Linked DNA regions of Homo sapiens: region 1 is linked to region 2. The links are chromatin loops, found by intact Hi-C in ENCODE. Cell type or tissue: breast epithelium. All regions are shown on one strand. Region 1 overlaps MCF2L (MCF.2 cell line derived transforming sequence like). Region 2 overlaps MCF2L (MCF.2 cell line derived transforming sequence like).

The links. Hi-C counts contacts between places; a loop is a spot of excess contacts. Peaks named below come from ENCODE experiments on the same cell type or tissue, not always from the same donor. Only the 100,000 strongest peaks of a DNase experiment are listed, where the experiment ranks them.
Region 1: a loop joins it to region 2, with 31 times the contacts of the local background. A loop is called at or near these places in 1 of 110 quality-filtered maps.

The regions. Positions count from the first base shown.
Region 1 is chr13:113,056,578-113,061,577 of GRCh38, reverse strand. It overlaps MCF2L (MCF.2 cell line derived transforming sequence like), which reads right to left. Exons shown (of 30, transcript NM_001112732.3): 5 at 866-985. Among named protein-coding and RNA genes, the nearest start is that of F7, 47 kb to the left of the region's middle. In breast epithelium, no CTCF peak of the experiment used is centred here; no DNase peak of the experiment used is centred here.
Region 2 is chr13:112,981,538-112,986,537 of GRCh38, reverse strand. All of the region lies in intron 1 of MCF2L (MCF.2 cell line derived transforming sequence like), which reads right to left. Among named protein-coding and RNA genes, the nearest start is that of MCF2L, 15 kb to the right of the region's middle. RefSeq lists enhancers at 12-1,009, 4,292-5,000. In breast epithelium, no CTCF peak of the experiment used is centred here; no DNase peak of the experiment used is centred here; H3K4me3 peaks cover 3,423 bases; H3K27ac peaks cover 1,612 bases.

The sequences.
Region 1 (5,000 bases), 75 kb before region 2:
GGCTGGTGCCACCTGATTCCCAGCGCACAGGGAGTAGCTTCACAGTGAGCGACCTGCACCCCAGATTGCCTGGTTTCCAGTAGCATCTGGCTGGTGCCATGGGGTGCTCTGCGGTGCCTGGTGCTGGCCCATATGTCTCTGTTCTCTTTGTGGCAGAGAAGATGTGAGCTCGCCAAGGCAGCTGACCAGGGCTCTCCGGGGGAGCTACACAGCTCGGGCTGGTGACCGGGCTCCACAGGCTCTAAGGGACTTTGTGAAGCCTTTGTTCTTTAAAGGACAGCAGATCAGGACTGAAGGTGCTTTCTCAGTGGGCAGTGTTGGGAGATGCTGCCCTGTGCCGGGATAGTGTGGTGGCGATGGGGCAGGGGTCACCCTGTTGGCTGCTCCAGGACAGGTCCGGCCCATCCCTGTCAGCAGTGGGTGCTCCCTCCCAGGTCCAGAGATGCTTACAGCCCCCTCCCCAGCCCTTCTCTCATCCCTGGGGTGCAGGCAGGGCCTGGGCTGAGTTCCTCGCGGGTGGGCCAGGCGGACTCTCAGCCCTTAGGGTCTCAAGTTCTGTAGTTCTCCTGGGGGTATGAATGTCGCGTGACCCGCGTCCTGATGGGATGCCCACACGGTGGCCTCTCTGAGGTTGATGCTCTGTGCACCTCTGGCGGGGTGGGGGCTGGGGGCGGGGGTGGGGGAAGAAAGGATTGTACTGCTTCTGGCAGCATTGAGGAGGTGCAACTTCCCGCCAGGTCCTGCGGGGTTTTGTTGACCGTGTGGCCCTGAAGTCAGCTCCTCGAGGATTTCGATGATCACAGATGGGCCAGGACGGCAATGAGTTCCGTTCTGCTACCGCAGGATGGAGGCGGGGCGCACTTACCGGCACCTTCATCTTAAAGTCATCTCTATTGAATTTGAAAGCGATGTCGGAGAGAGTCCTTTGGAAAAAACCCGTCGGGCGAAGCACGAGGACGAGCTGCAGGTTTGCCGGGAAAGATGCCTGTGAGAGAGGGCGAGAGACAAGGGCCTGCAGCGTGCTCTGCAGACAGCAGCCCCCCTAGTGCGGTGCCTGCACGCTGGGCTGACCGGGGGCGCGCAGCTAGCGGCCAGGCATCCTCAACGCAGCAGGTTTATGCTGAGATAAACATGGTAGAGATGCTGGCCTCTGTGAAAGGCATCTCTTTTCTAAAAGAAAAGAGGAAAAGCCTCATGTCTTGGCAGAACGTTATGCTGCTTACAAATGTAAAAGTCCAAAGCTTACGACAGTTGTTAGGGGCTGAGCTGTGTCCCCCCAAATTATGATGTCGAAGCCTAACTCCCAGTGCCTCCGAACGTGACCTTGGCTGGTGACGCGGTCTTTACAGAGGTAACCAAGCTAAAGTGAGGTCATTAGGGCAGGCCCTGATCCCAGCACCGCGTGGAGAGCTCCCAGAGAATTTGCTGGTGGAGGCCGGGGCGGTGCTTCCACACCCAGGGAGACCCAGGAGGCAGCCAGACCAGAAGCTGAGGAGAGGCCTCGAGCAGAGAGACGCTCCCCATAGCCTTGGAAGGAGCCCCCTCCGGCCACACCTGAGTTCAGACTCCGCCTCCGGGGCTGGGAGGGAACAGCTTCTGTGCGCCCAGTGGTCAGTCTGTAGTTACTTTGTTACCATGGCCCCAGGAAACCAAGACACTTGTCAAATTTTATAAAAGCAACATAGACACATGTGTGTGTTACCTACAAAAATAAAAATAATCTTGTGCCCTGGTGTGCACACACGGCCTTGGACACAGTTACATGAATTTATTTGGAAACTGGCTCTGCCTCTTACAAGGCGTGGGAACTTGGGTAGGTCACTCCCCTTCTCTGTGTCTCAGCTTCTCCATTGGGAAAGTGGGGAGACCGGCAGTGCCTACTCATGACACCCTTTCGAAGATGAAATGGACCAAGGCGTGCGTGGCGTTCAGTGGACACCTGCACCAAGGAAGCGCTCAAAAGCCGCGATGACAGACGTGCAGTGATGGTTGCTCTCGACACCAAGTTATGTCCAGATGCTGAAATCCAGGGAGACCCCATCACCAAAAAAAGAAACTGAAGCAACTGAGTTTGATTTCTGGATAACTAAGTTAAATGCACCTAAAATATGACATATAGAAAAGAATGGCATTGCCCTAAAGCCCGAAAGGAATATAGCAGCAAGGACTAGAGGAGGAGTGACCGACTCACCAGGATGTCCTGCCTGGGCACTGCCCCAGCCACACTCCAATGTTCAGGCTGGCCTAGCGAGGACCATAAGAAGAGGGCCCTGAGGTTAGGAAGCTGGGGTAGGGTCTGAAGTCAGGGGACGCGTGGGGCGTGGGCCAAGTCTGGGCCCTCCAGCCACGCTGGCTGCAGGGACACCTGGGCTCATCTCTACTGCTGACAACATGATCTCAGGCGGGAATTCTAGATCGCGCACCCCAAGTTCCAACCCAGCTCTGGGATTGCAACATAAGTGGCTGGGACCTCACTTAGGATTATACAATGCCTTTTCCACAGTTGTGGAATCCTAGTAGCAAGACCTTGACAAGTCTGTCCTCAGCACCCAAACACTCAGCACCCACTCAGCACCCAAATGGCACTGAAACACTCAGCACCCAAACAGCGCTGAAACACTCAGCACCCAAACAGTGCCGAAACACTCAGCACCCAAACACTCAGCACCTAAACACTCAGCGCCCACTCAGCGCCCAAATACACAGCGCCCACACATCACCCAAACACTCAGCACCCAAACACTCAGCGCCCAAACACACAGCGCCCACTCAGTGCCCAAATACACAGTGTCCACTCAGCCCCCAAATACTCAGCCCCCAAACACACAGCGCCCACTCAGCGCCCACACAGCACCCACTCAGTGCCCAAACAGCGCCCATTCAGTGCCCACTCAGCGCCCAAACACACAGCGCCCACTCAGTGCCCAAACACTCAGCACCCAAACACACAGCAAACACACAGCAACTAAACACTCAGCACCCAAACACTCAGCAACCACACAGCAAACACACAGCTACTAAACACTCAGCACCCACACAGCGCCAAAACACTCAGCATCCAAACACTCAGCTCCCACCACTCAGCACCCAAACACACAGCACCTAAGCACTCAGCACCCACTCAGCACCCAAACACACAGCACTCAAACACACAGCACCCACTCAGCACCCAAATACTCAGCACCAAAACACTCAGCACCCACTTAGCGCCCACTCAGTGACCAAACACACAGCACCCACTCAGCACCCAAACACAAAGTGCCCGAACACTCAACGCCCACTCAGTGCCCAAACACTCAGCACCCACTCAATGCCCACTCAGCGCCCACACACTCAGCACCCAAACACTCAGCGCCCAAACACACAGCGCCCAAAAACTCAATGCCCACATAGTGCCCACTCAGTGCCTAAACACTCAGCGCCCAAACACACAGCGCCCACTCAGCACCTAAACACTCAGCACCCAAACACTCAGCGCCCAAACACTCAGCACCCAAACAGCACCGAAACACTCAGCACCCAAACACTCAGCACCTAAACACTCAGCACCCATTCAGTGTCCAAACACTCAGAGCCCAAACACTCAGCACCCAACACTCAGCACCCAAACAGTGCCAAAACACTCAGCACCCAAACACTCAGCACCCAACACTCAGCACCCAAACACACAGCACCCACTCAGCACCCAAACACTCAGCATCCAAACACTCAGTGCCCAAACACACAGCGCCCAAACACTCAGCGCCCACACAGTGCCCAAACACTCAGCACCCAAACACACAGCAAACACGCAGCTACTAAACACTCAGCACCCAAACACTCAGTGCCCACTCAGCACCCAACACTCAGCACCCAAACAGTGCCAAAACACTCAGCACCCAAACACTCAGCACCCAACACTCAGCACCCAAACACACAGCACCTAAACACTCAGCACCCAAACACTCAGCACCCAAACACACAGCACTCAAACACACAGCACCCAAACACACACCACTCAAACACACAGCACCCAAACACACAGCAAACACGCAGCTACTAAACACTCAGCACCCAAACACTCAGCACCCAAACACTCAGCGCCCACTCAGCACCCAACACTCAGCACCCAGTGCCAAAACACTCAGCACCCACTCAGTGCCCAACACTCAGCACCCAAACACACAGCACCTAAACACTCAGCACCCAAACACTCAGTGCCCAAACAGCCCCCAAACACTCAGCGCCCACACAGCACCCACTCAGCACCCACTCAGTGCCAAAACAGCACCCATTCAGCACCCACAGCACCCAAACACAGCACCCACTCAGCACCCAAACACACAGCACCTAAACACAGCACCCACTCAGTACCCAAACACACAGCACCTAAACACTCAGCACCAAAACACACAGCACCTACTCAGCACCCAAACATTCAGCACCCACTCAGCACCCAAACACACAGCACCCAAGCACTCAGCACCCAAACACACAGCACCCAAACACTCAGCACCAAAACACTCAGCACCCAAACACACAGCACCCAAACACTCAGCGCCCACTCAGTGCCCACTCAGCACCCAAACACACAGCACCCACTCAGCGCCGAAACACTCAGCACCCAAACACTCAGCACCCAAACACACAGCACCCACTCAGCACCCACTCAGCGCCGAAACACTCAGCACCCACTCAGCACCCAAACACACAGCACCCACTCAGCACCCACTCAGCGCCGAAACACTCAGCACCCAAACACACAGCACCTAAACACTCAGCACCCAAACACACAGCACCCAAACACTCAGTGCCAAAACACTCAGCACCCAAACACACAGCACCCACTCAGCGCCGAAACACTCAGCACCCACTCAGCACCCAAACACACAGCACCTAAACACTCAGCACCCAAACACTCCGCACCCACACAGCACCCAACCACTCAGCACCCAAACACACAGCACCCAAACACTCAGCACTCACTCAGCGCCAAAACACTCAGCACCCAAACACACAGC
Region 2 (5,000 bases):
AAACACCCCTGTGCGGTGGGTCCTCCGAGGGCAGTGGGACCGTGGGGAGGTGGGAGGTTTGGGGGAAGCCCAGGTGTGAATGGGGCGGTGGTGGTGCTGACGTCTACTGCTGTGTCCTCCCACACCGTTCGTGGGACGCTCTGACAACCCTGTGATGCGCATTTCTCTCCGTGACTTCCTGACTCTCCTCATCTGCAGAACGGGTGAGTTCAGAAGAGAGTGGATGCAGTTTTATAAACAGCAAAGCTGCAACTCTGAGGACAAGGACTCAGCACTCTGGGCCCCGGGAAAGCGCCACATGGCATCCGGCCGCGGCCCCATCCTCACAGAGACTGTGTCTTCACAGGCAGGATCAGACCCCGACCGCAGGTCATGCCAGGCAGACACACAGATGGCATTCAGCCAGTGAAGGGGCGAGCCCTTGTTCCAGGGCATTTTCTGGATTTCGAGGTGGAATGAAGGAAATGCCTTCTGAGGCAGGAGACCTGCTCAGCCCCACGCACGGCCCTGGGGGCTCACTGACCACGGGACGGGAAGAGGAAGAGTGGCCGGGGCTCACAGCTCCCTGCACGGCTGACCGTGGGAAGCTCTGCATAAACCGGGCTTCGGTGTGCCGGGGCCGATCCTCAGGCACGTCACCGGGTGTCCCATGGTCAAGGGGACCAGCAAAGTGTTCGGTCACGGCCTTGTCTCTGTCCTGCACCTGCAGCCATGGCCCCGGGACATCAGAGCTCTCAAGACGCGGGGCAGCCTGGTGCAGGCTGAGCCCCCAGCTGTTTGCACAGTTTGTGAGGCTCAGGCTTGCCAGACAAAAGGAGGTTATTTGCTTTTGGTAACTGTGACATAAATTAGGATCAGATGATAACTTTAGGGTGAAAAGCTCATTTGCTTCTCATCCCCACTCCCTGAGCTACTGCAAATTCCACAGGGGACACAGACTGCCCTGTGGAGCACGGGGCATCCACAGAGGGCACCTCCATGCTGCCTCACCCAGAGGCCGCCTCGACTGCTCCGAGCACACCACCTGCGAGGGACTCACAGGGGACGAGGAGACTCACCCTCAGCCACGGACAGCAGCCAGGAGCACCACTCAGAATACAGGTAGTAGCTTTTCATTTCCGCCACGGAAATCCGGACAGCCTTTCCGTCCCCCATGGCGAGGATCAGCTGCCGGGGAGGACGCGCGCTGCCCTGGGCTCGCCACAACCCTCTCCTTGTAACAGGACCTTTCTATGCTGAACTTTGTCCCCTAAAATCTGCATGAGGGACCAGCTGGCTTTTTACTTTCATTTCACCCACTACCTGGGACAGAGTACGCCAGGCAATTACCCTCCTGGAGGCCGATTCCTGCTCCGCCCTGATGTTTACATGCAGGTCCAGGCGACACACCGTGCCCGCCCGAGAGGAACTTGAGGAAAAAGGAACAAGCCTGAGCTATTCTTGCCTTGGGTCCAGGCACAAGGGACCCCGCTGGGGGCATGGCCTCCCTTGCTTTAAACAGGCAGCCGGAAGATGAAACGCAGCAGGTCTTCCGCTGTGCCTGGGGAGCAGCATATTCCTGGGGAGGCTGAGCCAGAGAGTCCTGTCGGGGGTGACTGCTTGCCAGTCTTCCTCCATCTGATCACGGCCCCAAATGCTGACACCACTGGCAATTGGAGGGATGGACAGAAGCAGAGCGGCCTCTGAAGGAGGATGAGCTGCACAGAGACACCGGGACCTGCATCCTGACGCCCTCTCCCCTTCCAGCTTTCCTTCGAGGGAGTCAAGTGTGATTGCTGAGGGATTGGTTCCTCCCAGAAGAACAGCTTTTGTTTGTGCACAGTCTTAGATCCACACGTTTTCCTTTTTGCACGCGCTACTAGGAAGCTTAAAGGGGAATTCCGCTGAGATCACTCACCCTGGGTGCCTCAAATGTATTTATCTGCTTCTTATGGTGAATCCTGATTCTGTTTGAAACTTCCTGTGCCAATCTCAAACACGTTTTATGAAGAGAATTTCTAGGCCGGGCGCAATGGCTCATGCCTGTAATCCCAGCACTTTGGGAGGCTGAGGCGGGCGGATCACATAAGGTCAGAAGTTTGAGACCAGCCTGGCCAACATGGCGAAACTCCATCTCTACTAAAAATACCAAAAAAATTAGCCAGGTGCGGTGGCACATACCCGTAATTCCAGCTACTCGGGAGGCTGAGGCAGGAGAATCGCTTGAACCCAGGAGGCAGGGTTGCAGTGAGCCAAGATCACACCATTGCACTCCAGCCTGGGTGACAGAGCGAGACTCCATCTCAAAAAAAAAAAAAGGAGAATTTCTAAATTCTAAGTAAAACAATCTGTTTTTCTTGGCTTAATTGGAACTCAGCTCCAAATACCCCAGGGCAGGGCAGCACAGGTGGACCCTGGGAGATCCGGCACCCGGCGAGGGTGCTGCTGCCTCTGAAGTATGGTGGTATCTCTGCCACCATGCCATGCAGGACAGAGGGGAGATGGACAACCCTGGCACCGGCCCCAACCTCCACTCAGTAAACAGACAACATCCACTCTTGGTTATCAGAAAATCTCCACCTGCAGCTACATTTTCTCCCAGCACCGTCTCCTCCGGGCAGAGGAGGCTCCTCCTCCATGTGAGTGGAAGTCCACCTGCCTCCTAACCCAAAGGGGCTCTTTTCAGTGCTCAACCCAAGGAAAACAGCTGCAGCACGGGGAGAGGTCTGTCCACAGAGATGCAGAAGCCAGCCTGACCCAGACACACAGGTGGACGGGTGGAGGAGGAGGAAGCCAGGCAGAAGGGAAGGCCCAGGAGGCTGCAGACACCACGCTTCCCCGGGGCCACAGTGCGTCAGAGCACTGAAGTGTCCGTCACCGCCTCACATCCTGATGACCAAGGGCAGAGCCAGCGAGATAAGGCAGGGGACAGAGCTGTAAAGAGGCCACAGGCATCTGACGCTCCTCCCGGCTCCCTGTCTCCGCCTACGGCTCTGCCGTGCCCAGCACCACGGGCTTTGGAGATGGGAACCTGCAGCGTGGCGGGCCTCAGACGTCGGGTGCCGCATTTACAGAGCTTGACTTAAGCCCCGCTGCCCCTCGAGGTGCAGGGCAATGCCTGGAGAAGGCCACCTGCCGGATAGAAGGGAGGAGGCTCATCCTGCAATTGTGAGGTCCGGCCTGGGTTTCCGCAGTGCCACTGGGCACACTCCCCAGCAGATGGGAAGCCAAAGACATGTTAACTTTTTTATTCTCACGACACAGAACTAACTTCTAGGAGTTTCTGGTGAAAAATCCCATGGTGAATCTTACTGGAGCTTCCCGTCCCTACCCAGCTGCCATGAACCTGCAACCTAGACCTGTGTGAGGGGCTCTGCTACCCCCTCACCTCCAACAAACCCTGAGGCACCTGCTGAGTGCTGCGTCCCTGCCACAGCCCGTGGGCCGCACCTGAACCTCACCTCAGGCCTTGCACTGAACCAGCCTGGCTGCCCCCACCACTTTCCACACCCAAAGGCATCAGGAAGTGCTTTCCCCAACCTCCCCACTGGAACCAGCGCCTCCTGAGCGTCACCACCATGGACTCGGGGACGAGCTGCGCCCCAGCCCCAGCCCCAGCCCAGCTCCTGAGGGTTCTTCCACCGACACCCCCTCCACACCTCGGCGCCCCTCAAGCTTCCATCCTCGCCCTTGTTCTCTGCAATTTCCCTGATCATCCTGTCCTTTGTCACAGCTCCAGCTGGGTGTCAGCTCCAGCCCAGACGTCACTTCCAACCACAGACACGATCACAGACATCACGCCAAGTCCCTTATGCAGCACGGGCTCAGCCACTGCTGGGACAGCTCACCCTGTCCTGAGGGTAAGCGGCATGGTCCCTGCCCAGCTCTCCCTCACCACGTCTCCCCCCTCCCACAGCACGCGAGAGCAGGCCTCTCGGCACAGCTGTGACGCCCGCCTCCCACCAGACACAATGAGGGCTCAGCAGCCTTCCGTGGCGCACACCCTCCTCCGCAGGAGGCCCCCCAGACTCCCCATCTGCCGCACCTCCCACCTGATGGGCAGAGGGGCAGAGCCTTGGGGAGATGCCCCCGGCCACCTGCCACGGAGCCTGGGCTCGCTCCATCCCTAGGTCCCCTGCTGCCACCCACTCTGTGGCTTCCTGCAGTCCGCAGGCTCCAGGCCCCATGGATGCGGCCACCCTTGGCCCAGCGTCCAGTCCTCTCCACGGCACGGCCAACATCTTGGAGAAAGCCTCCATCACTGCTCTTCCTACGCCACCACATCCTGTGCCTTCGGCCCCAGCTCAGAAATCCCCTTCACGAGGTGGGCACGGCCTCCATTACTAGGAGTACGTGGGGCTTCTCTGCCCTCCTTGGAGCCCACTAGGCCCCTAGACCTCTTTCCAAAGCTCCTGAGCTCTTGTCCCTTTGTCCCCCTCGTCGGCCCCATGCTCTCTGCTGGGGCCCCCACTGCCCGACCCCTCAGACAAGGCCTCCACTGCTGCACTCCGGGCCTAGTTTCCCACAACCTTCAGGTCCAACATGAGCTGAGCATCTTCCCCCAGCCCTGACCGGGGCCTGCCCAGTCCAGGCCTGGAAACACAAAGGGGCATCTGTGACTCCTCCACCTTCCAATCGGAGACGCACATCCTGGGAAGAAAACCTGCGGGGTGCCGAGCTCCTGCCGAGGGAGACAGCCAGGGCTGGGAGGGGGCCGGACAAGGCTCAGTCCCCAGGCGTCCATGCCAGGTGGGTCACGCTGGCGGCCCAGGCAACAGGAGGCAGAGGGCACTGGGCTCTGAGCCGCACCCGCACCGCCCGGCCTGAAGGAGGAGGTCCCACACCTGGGCTATGCGTCCCCCTGCCTGTGCCTCGGGGTGTGGACCCTGCCAGGAGCTGGTGGTCATCCGGTCTCAGGCTCGCAGGCCCAGGGACCCAGAGTCTGCCTCTCACTACACCCAGGTGATCTGTGCCGCGGAGGCCGCTCCACCCAGATGCCACGGGCTCGGTGCATCTGGGGA